Regions from separate parts of the Homo sapiens genome. Here region 2 is linked to region 1. Evidence: chromatin contacts called from ENCODE Hi-C data. All regions are on one chromosome and are shown on one strand. The core of a region is the stretch at or near the end of the contact, and the rest is flanking DNA. Distances in the headings are between cores, read along the strand shown. Region 1 holds the start of JAZF1-AS1 (JAZF1 antisense RNA 1). Region 2 overlaps MTURN (maturin, neural progenitor differentiation regulator homolog).

Region 1 (5,500 bases), core at 953-3,452:
CTTAAAAAAAAAACCTCATGATTCACCAAGTTTTAAACCATCTCAAACTAAATCCTCAAGAAGGATAACTGTCTTTAACACATTTTAATAAATATAATTTATACTGTCTTTTAACCAGCTTGTCTAAGTAGGTAGGCAATGGGGTAAAATTATTACTCAGCTTATATAAATTATAGTTTATTCTGAAATAACTGTTAGCGAGAATGGATGGGATATGCAATGACAGCCTTCTGTAAGTCAAGAGAAATTATTTATTTATATTACTTATATCATACATATTAATGTATAGCATTATCTATATTTATTTTTTACTTATTATTGGGAGTAAGGGGAAGAACTTGAACTAGTAACATTTCTACCAGAACTTCACAGTACCGGTGTTTTCGCTTTATTTTAAACTAGCCATCATGAAAAATCTGATTTAATACTTTCAAGCACTTTCAGTTATGACTATTCAATCATGATATGAATCAGCAAATTGGTTGCTCCATTAAACTGCTTTTAAGACTACCAAAACTTGCCCAGCTCTTCTGTCATACCTTTAGCAGAGGAAATGGAAGAAGCTATTACAAGGACGCCTGAAAACTTGAAAAGTTTCAAAACCTGGACAATTACTCAACAGCATTTTCCTCTGAAAGACATTTTGTAGACGTTTCCCATGATTATCTCCTATTCCGGATGGCCCATCAAATCACATTCTAAACAGGCATTCAACACTTATTAAGCAGCCACTGTGTGCAGAGACAGCACTATACTAAGCAAAGGAGCATAGGGTTCTGCCTCATTTTATTCCTGCATAAATACACAGCAGTCGTGATTTATTCTCTCAACTTTGTAGAAACGTGAGCTGCATCCACATGGCTGAATCCATGGCATTCATTTGGACTTCCTGGGGGCAATTTACAGGTTCTCTGGATTAGACAGCCCCATTGGGACATCGCTCGGACCCTTCACCTTCTAGCCCACGCAGGACAACTCGCTGGCGTCGGTCACACCTTCCGCAGGTGGTTGGACCGCCTAAGCCAGATGCACCCGGCCCACCTCCCTTAGCAGGGGTTCCGAATAGAAGTGTGAAAATGTGTGCAATGACTTCTGCAAATCAGAGGACTTGTTGAAAGGTCCAGGGGTCCAGGCGTGAAGGGAAAGCAGCCACCCTGCGGGGCGCCCCCTCCCCGGCGTCTCCCGGGCCCGGGGCGCTGCGCAGGCCGCCGCCGATCCCAGGGCGCAGCCAGCGCACCTCGGGCCTAGCACCATTAGAAAGGCAAATCGCAGAGCCGGGGTGCATTTAAATGCCCGGCCATGGGCCCTGGGGGTGTCTCTCCAGCGGGCGCCGCCGCAGGGGCCTCCAGGGCGCGTCGACCCCGGGGCGCTGGGCGCGGCCCGCGGGCGCACCCAAGACCTCAGCCCGCAGCGCCCGGGCGTCCGCGCCAGGCCGGGGCAGGGGAGGGCACCCAGAGCCCCCGGGCCCGCGTCCCCGGCCCCGCCCGGGCCCCTCGGCCGCCTCCCAGGGAGAGGGCAAGCTCCCCGGCCCCCGCCCGCGGCCGCCGGCCCCGGCCCCCTCCCGACGCACCACACCTAGCAACCGGCGCTGACAGGACGCAGTGGCGGCGGCGGCGGCGGGAGGAGGAAGCGGAATGGCTGCCGCGGTGGAGCCACCCCCGCCCCCCCGCTCCACCTCCCCGCGGCTGCAGCCGCCGCCGAGCCCTGACAGCTCGAGCCGGGGCGGAAGCGCCCGGCGGCGTGCAGCGCCCGCCCCCCGCTGCCCTCAGCGCCTCGGGCTACTCCGACCACCCGGGCCAACTAACTCCGCGACCCTGCCCAGCGCCCAGCTCCCGCCGCCCGCCGCGCCCTCCGCCCCGCGCCCCGCGCGCCGGCACTCGGCCCCGCCGCCGCAACCCCGCCGCCCCGCCGCGGCGCTCCCCGCTCCCACCACTTCGCAGCCCGCGTGCACGCCCCTGAGTCCCCCAGCCGCCCGCCCGCCCGCCCGCGGCACCTCGGGGCGCCCGCCCCCTCCCCCACCCGAGCCCGCTCCCCGCCCCCCGGCACCTCGCGCCCCCGCATCCCGCCACCCCCACCTCGGGGCTCGCACGCGCCCTCCCCGCCCTGCCGCCTCCCTCCCCGCCGGCCACCCCTGGCCATTCCGGGGCTCCCCGCCCGGGCAGGAGTTTCCGCGCGCCTGGCACCCCCGCCCACCCCCGGGCCATTTACCGATGTGGTTGTCCTCGATGTGCTCGATGAGGTCGGCCAGGGTGGGGAAGTGGAGTCCGCAGCCCCCGAATCGGCAGGTATTGGAGAAGAAGGAGGCGGCGGCGATGCCTGTCATGGTGCTACATCGAGAGCCCCCCTGGTGTCGGCTCTGCGAGCGCCGGGCGGGCGAGGGAGGGAGGGAGGCCGGGTGGGGTGAGGAGAGGAGGGGCTGGGGGAGGGGGAGAGAGGCGGGGTGAGGGGAGCGGCGAGGACGGGACGGAGGGAGAGGGGGCGAGAGAGATGGAAGGAGAGCGAGGAGCCACCGGGAGGCAGAGGGGAGGCGGCGGCTGCGGCGGCGGCGTCGGGAGCGGCGGGGGGAGGGCGGGGGCGGGGGCGGGGGGGGAAGGCCGCCGCAGCTGGGAGGAGGGACCAGGGCGCGCGGCTACAGCTGTGCGGCCCCAACCTCAGCGCGCGGACCCAGGCCTCACCTGCGAGCCCTGCCACCAACTTTATCTCGCTAGGCCTGCCCTTTACGGCTTGCCATCCGTGCCATCTGTTTGGAGCCTCCTTGGTTATGTATATGACGTTCTTAATACACCCACATCGATTAATTACACCTACCTCCCTGCGAGGAGAACTCAGGGAGTTACCCTGGTCCCTCTCAGGGACATTTTTTTGTACTCAGCCACCTGTCTAGGTGTGACACATTCACAGGGGACCCAGGAAAGGTAATTGTGTGCACCTTCTTCTTTAAACCTTCTTTAGAAAAAGTACACATTCTCCGGAGGTTTGTACTAACTAATTGATTTTAATGAAGCTTTCCCTCTAGGCCAGAAAAAAATCTTAGCTTTATTTAAATTTCAAAATAGAGTGCTTGGTTGTCAAGTGCATTTGCCTGTGTTTTACATATGTGCCACGTTTTTTATACTCCCTGCTCCTTCTAGGAAAACAAAAACTAAAATAATTTCATCACCCGAAATTACAGCACCCTACTGCACCCACTCCACCATCTCAGGTCTGGTAATTAACCCATCCTCGTTTCAGCCACTGCAGAAAGGACAGTGCATTGGTTAAGGCTAGAAGGAGCGGAAACAACGGCAAGGGACATAGTGACTCTTCATTTAAAAAGGAAGCGATTTCATCCTGTGAGCATTTAAAGCATAATGTTGACCAGGTAACCACTTAAGGTGAATTTAGTAGCTTCCCTGAAAACCAGCATTTTGCTGAGAATCAATTACTTTCTTGTCCCCACCCCCTCCTCCAGTTGCAGTCATATTTCTTCTGTAAAGTGTGTATTTTCCAGTAGCACTTTTCCAGGTGTCTAAGAAATATTACACATTATCAGCAGTTTATGACCCAACAGTACATTTTTTTTATTAATATTAATATATGCATACTGAATTTAGCATTTTTCCTTAGGGCAAATTTCACTTACCCTCTGGTGCAGATGCATGGAGAAATAGTATTCCTCCCTCCATAAACTCTATGCATCTCTGTCTAGTGTTATTTCTAATAATGGGATTGTTTGCTTTTCATGTAAGTGCTTAGAGTAAAGGCACATGTAATATGTCTGTTGCTACAGGAAGTTTTATGATCTGACCATCACCGGTGGCATTTTCTCTTCTCATCTCTTCTGTCTTGCAGCTCACAAGGTGACAAACTTGCTGAGATGAGATTCGGCTTGGGTGGGGCTGGGGCAGCTGTGTCTTGAAGTTCAGTTTGGTGCCAAGAATGGTTTCATGGGCCCAATGAGGGTGGGGGCAGGGCCCTGGTGGGCCTGATAATGAGCCAGGGACCGAGTTGGCAGGGGACTGAGGCCAAGGCCAGACAAGGGTCTAAAGAGCAGGAGTTAGAATTCTAGATCTTGAATTAGAATTTTGGCAGCTGTGCAGTACATTCAGCTGCCCAATCTGGGAAGGCCTTCAGCTGAGAGCAGGCAGAATATCTGGCAGGCACACACCACACCAAATGACATGGAAATGCAATACAAAACTTCAGCCAAAAATGATGCCAAAACAGCCACCCTTAGAGATGAATGTTAGGCACCCCCACTATGCAGCATCTGGGAGCCCCAAAAGCTTTGAAGAAGTAGCAGTTCTGTCCTCCAGAGGAAAAATTGTCTACGTGGAGTTATTAACTCCCAAGAGTGTGGAGAGGTGGTTCAGGCAAGAGAGTTCCGAGATGGGAAGTGCCAGAAATGTGCAGGTGAAAGATGAAGGAAGTAAGGGGCCTGGGTTTCACTAATGCATGGCTTTCTACTACCTCCTGTCAGTTTCACTATTCCTAAAATAAAACCTTGCTAGACCAAATTGAAAAAAATAGATTTTTTAAAAAATGAAGTGAGCTAAAATAACTTCCAAAGTAAATCAAGATATTGGTTTTTAAGACAAAATTATTTTCTCTACCTTGGATAATTATTACTGTTTTGTAAGGAATCAGTTCATTTTGCCTGAAAATAATCCACCCTACTACTTCTTCATATGTGACTGAAGCTTTGTTTATGTGATGTTCTGCTCATACTACTTTTTAAAAATCTGTACACTCTAGGCATTTCCGGTCTTTATATAAGATACATGATTGTGATCTCTTAGACCTGGAAGATACTCTGGCTGTCAGAACCACTGGTTTTGGAGATGTGGTAAACTGAGGCCGGGGCATCAAGCAAGTTCTCCCAGGTGCACACAGACAGTTTTTTTCTCTGTACTCATGGTGCATTTAGAAGGCATTGATAGACAATAGAAGGACAAATTATATATAGATAGTAACCACAGGCAAAGTTTTTTAAAAATTGCTAATAGCATGCTTACCTTTCTGTACTTATATTTTTAAAATGTTTGTTTCCAGGATATCCCTTTAGATAAAGTCAACATCTAAGCTACAAAAATATATAAAACAAACAATTCAACTTATTACATCCGAGAGAGAAGGTGATGACTGATATACCTCTGTACTGGCAAAAAACATCTGTCTGATTTGGAAAGTAAAAATATTTGAAAGGAGAGGGAAAGTGAGGGAACTGAGAAGTCAGAATGATATGACAGTGGCTGTAGACAAGAAGCATTCTCTGGGTTTAAGAGCCTTTTCTTGAAAACCATCTGTCTCTCCCCAGAGCCCAGTGCCTCCCAATGTATAGGCACAAAGTATGGATGTGCAGTGGCCCCATAATATGGTACTTAGCATTACAAATGGTTTGAGATCGCATAACAGTCTCCCCAAATCCAGCATGTCCAGTGCCCTCGAGATGGGGCAGCTGCCGGAAGGTGTGAATCCACTGGTCTAATGGAGCCAACTGAAGACACTGAGGATCCTGCTT
Region 2 (5,500 bases), core at 968-3,467, 2.0 Mb after region 1:
AGAGGTCCTTTGTATATTCTTTGAGTGGTAGTCATGAGGAGAGTAGTTACGTCAATACAAGCTCAAGTGGATGGGCATAATCGCTTATTGGGCCCCTGCTAAATGAGAGTCAGTCTACAGGTTGTCCCCTGAAATCTTTAGATTCCCCCTGTAAATATAATTATTTTCTGTGACTTACAAATGAATACACGAGGCTCCGGTTAAACATTGCGCACAGAGTGTAGTTGAAAGGGTGCACACTCCTCCGTTGACATTCTGGCTCTGCCCTTGTTCCCTGTGTGACCACAGGCAAGTTACTTAACCTCCCTGAGCCTCAATTTCCTCACTGGTAAAATGGGTCAGTGGCTGACACACAGATCGGGCTAGTCCTAGGTATGGCCAGCTGTGCTCTTCCCACCATGTGCAGTGGCTCACACCTGTAATCCCAGCACTTTGGGAGGCCGAGGCGGGCGGATCACCTGAGGTCAGGAGTTCGACACCAGCCTGGCCAGCCTGGTGAAACCCCGTCTCTACTAAAACCACAAAAATTAGCTGGGCGTGGTGGTGGGCGCCTGTAATCCCAGCTACTTGGGAGGCTAAGTCAGGAGAATCAATTGATCCCGGGAGGCAGAGGTTGCAGCGAGCCAAGATCGCACCACTGCATTCCAGCCTGGGCGACAGAGCAAGACTCCGTCTCAAAAAAAAAAAAAAAAAAAGAGAAAAAAAGAAATATGTTGGGAGGCGTGTGGTGGACTGTGGCTTTTATCTTTTTCTGCCATCTGTTTCCAGGACAAGAATCAGGGTTTTGTTTTGGTATTTTATTTTGGAAACAGGGTCTCACTCTTGCTCACGCTGGAGTACAATGGTGTGATCAGAGCTCACCGTAACCTCAAATTCCTGGGCTGAAGCAGCCTGCTGCTTCATCCTGGCAAGTAGCCAGGACTACAGGTGCGCACCACCACACCCAGCTATTTTTCTTATTTTTTGTGGAGACTGGAGTCTTGCTCTGTTGACCAGGTGGTCTTGAACTCCTGGTCTCAAGCAGCTCTTCCGCCTTGGCCTCCCACAATGTTGGAATTACAGGTGTGAGCCACCAGGCCTGGCCAGGGATCCATTTTGGATTAAGACACACCAATTCAAAATGGACTCCCTCGGTACCGAGTGGCAGAAAACCCCCACTTCAGTACTCCAGTAAGAGTGAGTCCCAGAGCAAGGGCCCCAGAGGGAGGAGACACAGGAGTGTGTTCTTACCTCCCCTGCCACCCCCACCCTGCTTAAGCACCAGGAAGTCCAGCTGCATACCCACCAGGATTTAGAATAGTAGGGGTGCACACATTGTGCTCCCCCAAAAATGTCTGTAGGGTTGGACTACTTTAATGACTGGAGACCACTTTTTGATAAACTGGATATTCCGATCTACATTGTACAAAACAGGAAGGTGCTCATTTTCCTATTTGCAGGTGACATAGTTATATTCTCTTAAGCTGGGCAAGCTTTTATGATAAACTCTGGCCTGACTTCACAGGAAGAAGGGTCGCAGATGGCCTATACTCAAATCAAAGTGCTTATCGGATTTTCTGTAGGAAAGAGTAGACCACTCAGGCCAGGTTCGATGACAGCCACTTCACTGCAGCTCAGGCCAACCTGAGATTTGGAGCTGGCTATAGTCAGTAATGGCAATTGCTGTAGTTCTCCCGGAAAGATATTTAAATGTCACACCACCCACAACCCCCTTCAAATATGTAGTTAGCCAAAGTTCTGCTGTGCCCATGGTTCTCAAAGTGTGGTCCCAGAACCAGCCACATGAGCGTCAGCTGGGAATTTGTTGGAAATACATATTCTCAGCTCACTGAATAGTTCATTAGCTAAATAAACTGATTACCAAGCAGAGGTGGATACATTGCAATTCTGTCATTGTGTTTGAGTGATACACTTTTCTCAGTTAACTTTGCAATTTAAACTCTGCCCCCCCAGCACGCAACTCTGATCCACACTGAAGCTTGAGAACCGCTTCCCTCTACTCCCTGAAGCCTTTCCAGGCATTTCTCCTTTAGTCCAAGGGAGTCCTGCAGGCTGTTGACGCTCTGACTACCGCCTTATTAGAGAGTCAGTACTTTCCGTACCCAGATTCATGTTTGCCAGGGCGTTGCATTGTTCAGCGCTAGAGGTTCTCTGATTCCTGCTGTAGTTTTTTTCCTGGTCAAAATGAGTATTTGGTTACACATGCTTAAAATATTTTCCAAGTTGAAGTTACTGTGGCCACGCCCAGTGGCACAGGACTCCGGGCCTTCAGTTGTGCATTTGTCTTTGTACAGGACTAAATCCTGTTCTCAGGAGCACCAGCCCTGCCCATAGATGGTCTCTCCACTCCGCTTGGTTTTGGAATGGGCCCCTGTATCTTCCTAAGAGAATAACCGCTCTGCCCCCAACCCCCTGCCTGTTAATTTTCCTGAAGAGCACGTCTGTTTTATCTGTGGACACTACCTCGTGAGATTGATAGTGCCTCTTTCTTTGCATGGGCTACTTAGAAAGCTTTGCTGGCAAATCTGTGTCCCGTCTGTAGTAAGTAGCCAGGCCCTCATACCTTGCTCTGTTTGTCCTGGTCTCACTCTTGGATCTTATTTCCCTCCCTTTGTCCTTTTTTTTTTTTTTTCCCAATGACAGACTTAATTTTTAGTTCATTTTGTCTTGTATCTCGTGATACCTTGCCGGCTGCCTTGATTCATTTTGAAAGGAAGGAATTTAAATGGAACACCTCCTTGTTATGAGATACAATGGATATGAGACAACTAGCATTTAGTAAATGATGTCTTTTAAGTGACCGTGTACACCCGAATCTGAGTCCAAACCCCATGCCACTCTATCATGTGGACAAGGATTCAGTTACAACATTTTTTAAACCCCAAAACCTAACAGAACTGGTAATAGGTGGAGATAGCCAAATGAAGGAAGTTCAGACAGAAGGCCCTTTCGTGGGTATTAAGTCTTCCTTCAACATATAGTCCTAAATTGCTCTAAAAGGAGAGTAATGGAAATTGTGGTGTGAACAATCTCTTCATGAGGTTAGAAATGCCTTAGAAACACTTAGCTAAATATACTGTCTGATTACCAAGCAGTGGTGGCTACACTGCAGTTTATGATTCTGTTATTGTTTGAGTGATATACTTTTCTAAGTTTACTTTGTAATTTAAAGCCCAGATGTACTTACTTTTTAACAAAGTAGGTTTACAAGCTTTTCATAGGTGCACCTGCTTCTGAATTAACCGCAACCTGAGTTGCCTCAGGCAGTGCTCTCAGTGAGTCACATTGGGTGTCTGATTTACTCATTGTGTGACCATAGCCTTGTGGCAGATGGTAAGCCCACCCCTTCCCCTCTGTCTCCCCCATCCTCCTGCAGATGCAAAGGGGGAAAGAAGGTACTTAAGTCCACCATTTACTGAATATTCACTGCATGTCAGCTAGGCACTGTGCCAGGTACTTACTCAGCTTTTAACTCTGTCATCTTCACAAGTCTACAGAGGACAGGCTTCAAGTTTTTGAAATGTGGTGGTAGATGTTAATCCCCTCTTTAACTTGGATAATAATTTGAAATAAGCTGGAACTTTTACACATTTGAGTATGAAAATGGATGCTGAGCAGAACTTACTAAGTAGAACTTTTGTTGTTCTTCCAGAATCTCCACTGATTAAGAATCAACTGGCATAATGGATATACAAGTACTTTGTACCATTACACTTTTGTACAATGGAAGAGACTATTACATAAATGACATTGTGGTGGTTTGACAGCTTTAAGGGTCTCTAATTAGTAGGGAAGAGCATTTGAGCTGTTCGCTAAAGCTAGAGAGCCCAGACGTTGTCTTTATTGGGTTGGGGAAGCCTCTAGAGAAGTCTGCTGGCATGAGAGCAACGTGTGTCGAAAATGGACCTTTGCAACTATGAAACACAGATAATTGGGGTATAAAGATGGTACATTGGCACCTAGTTATTCTCATTTGGATCTGAGCAGTATTTTAAGTCTGTAGGTCTAGTTCTCAGAAACCCTGCAATGAGAAGAAAGGAGAGGAAATGTGTTTATTGAGTGATAGGGATATGGGGCCAGTGTGTGCTTGGCATGGACCATGTCTCCACATAAGTCTTCTATCCTGCTATCTGGCCGCTGCATCTTGTTCTTATCTGCCAGATGTCTTTCTTTCTCCCAGACCTCAATACTTTTTTTTTTTTTTTTTTTTTTTTGCCAGTGTTTAGCCATCCTGGATCCGTCCCCACTAAAGAGTGATTCTTGGTACCTGACAGATACTCTGATGTTACCCTGGAAGCCCCGTGTCCCTGACTTGCTTAGATATGCAGGGCAGGGTATTCTGCATTAAGAATGCTCAAACCTATTTCTTGGCCTTGTTCCAGGTCTTTGAACATTTATGAGAGAGGCTTGCCTAGTCTTAAAGATGTGCTAAAATGGATATCCTCACATGGAAAAAAGCCTTACCCAGTCTTCAGAAAAAATAAAACCTAGACTGGGCATGGTGGCTCACGCCTGTAGTCCCAGCAATTTGGGAGGCTGAGGCAGGTGGATCGAGACCAGCCTGGGCAACATGGCGAAACCCTGTCTCTACCAAAAATACAAAGAATTAGTCAGGTGTGGTGGTGCGCACCTGTAGTTCCACCTACTTGGGTGGCCAAGATGGGAGGGTCACTTGAATCTGGCAGGAAGAGGTTGCAGTGAGTTAAGATCATGCCACTGCACTCCAGCCTGGGCAACAGAGCAAAACCCTGTCTGAAAAAGAAAAAGAAAAAGAAACAAAAAATCTAAAACCGATCTCCTCTTAGTATGTGTTAGATTGTGAAATGATGCTTCGGTATGATGTCCTTTTAAAGCATTTTAGGGAAGGGAAGTTTTCAGAAAGCCTTTGTTTTCCAGTGACATAGTGGTGACTTGGTGGGTTCTCTTAAGTTATTTGCATTTGGAAGTAAATTTACCACCACGCCTACTCACAGGCCGATCTGGGTAAAGAATGTCTTGTTCCAAGTTAATGCTTACAAACTATGCTTAATTAATCTTTCAGCCGTAGCTGAAAGCAAAGTTAAGGATTTTGAAGGCAAAGGCTCTGGTTTCTCCTTCCCCATGTCTGAAAACCGCCCTTAGCCTGCACAAGGTGAACAGTGGAAATCATTGGTGAGGAATGGCCACCCACTGCCCTCTTTACTGTGTAGGAGCAGATCTGATGATGAACAGAGCAGGTGAGGTATGGACCAAAAGCTCGGGGGCTTCTATAGATTAGACATTTTTTCTTCCCTTTCAACGCAAACAAATCAAGAACGCATGTATGAATTTTACTGTAGAATGGAGGCCTTCTTCAAATTGATGTTATTAAGAAAATCTGCTTGGCTTTTCTGAACTTCACACTGAGTGTAGTGACTGTGTGTCTTTGTTTTCTCCTTCCGTCGCCCGTGGGCACGCAGCACGTGTGGAGTGAGAGCGAGGACTGCCTGCCTTTCTTGCAGCTAGCACAGGATTACATCTC

The links. A loop is a pair of places that touch in the nucleus more often than their neighbours do. Pooled maps may share reads with other maps.
Region 2: a loop to region 1 is called in a pooled map, with 2.2 times the contacts of the local background. The contact joins the enhancer-like site here to the promoter of JAZF1-AS1 in region 1. A Hi-C loop is called at or near these places in 2 of 50 pooled maps.

Annotation. Positions count from the first base shown.
Region 1 is chr7:28,178,255-28,183,754 of GRCh38, forward strand. JAZF1-AS1 (JAZF1 antisense RNA 1) reads left to right here and starts at 2,203. Exons shown (of 4, transcript NR_034097.1): 1 at 2,203-2,285. It overlaps JAZF1 (JAZF zinc finger 1), which reads right to left and starts at 2,541. Exons shown (of 5, transcript NM_175061.4): 1 at 2,209-2,541. The coding sequence starts at 2,323. RefSeq lists enhancers at 760-1,261, 1,262-1,761 and a silencer at 1,616-1,735.
Region 2 is chr7:30,140,739-30,146,238 of GRCh38, forward strand. It overlaps MTURN (maturin, neural progenitor differentiation regulator homolog), which reads left to right. Exons shown (of 3, transcript NM_152793.3): 2 at 5,439-5,500. Among named protein-coding and RNA genes, the nearest start is that of MTURN, 8.5 kb to the left of the region's middle. Within about 2 kb of position 2,218, at least 14 of the 41 ENCODE cell types and tissues checked have a DNase peak (open chromatin) inside an H3K27ac peak, as active enhancers do.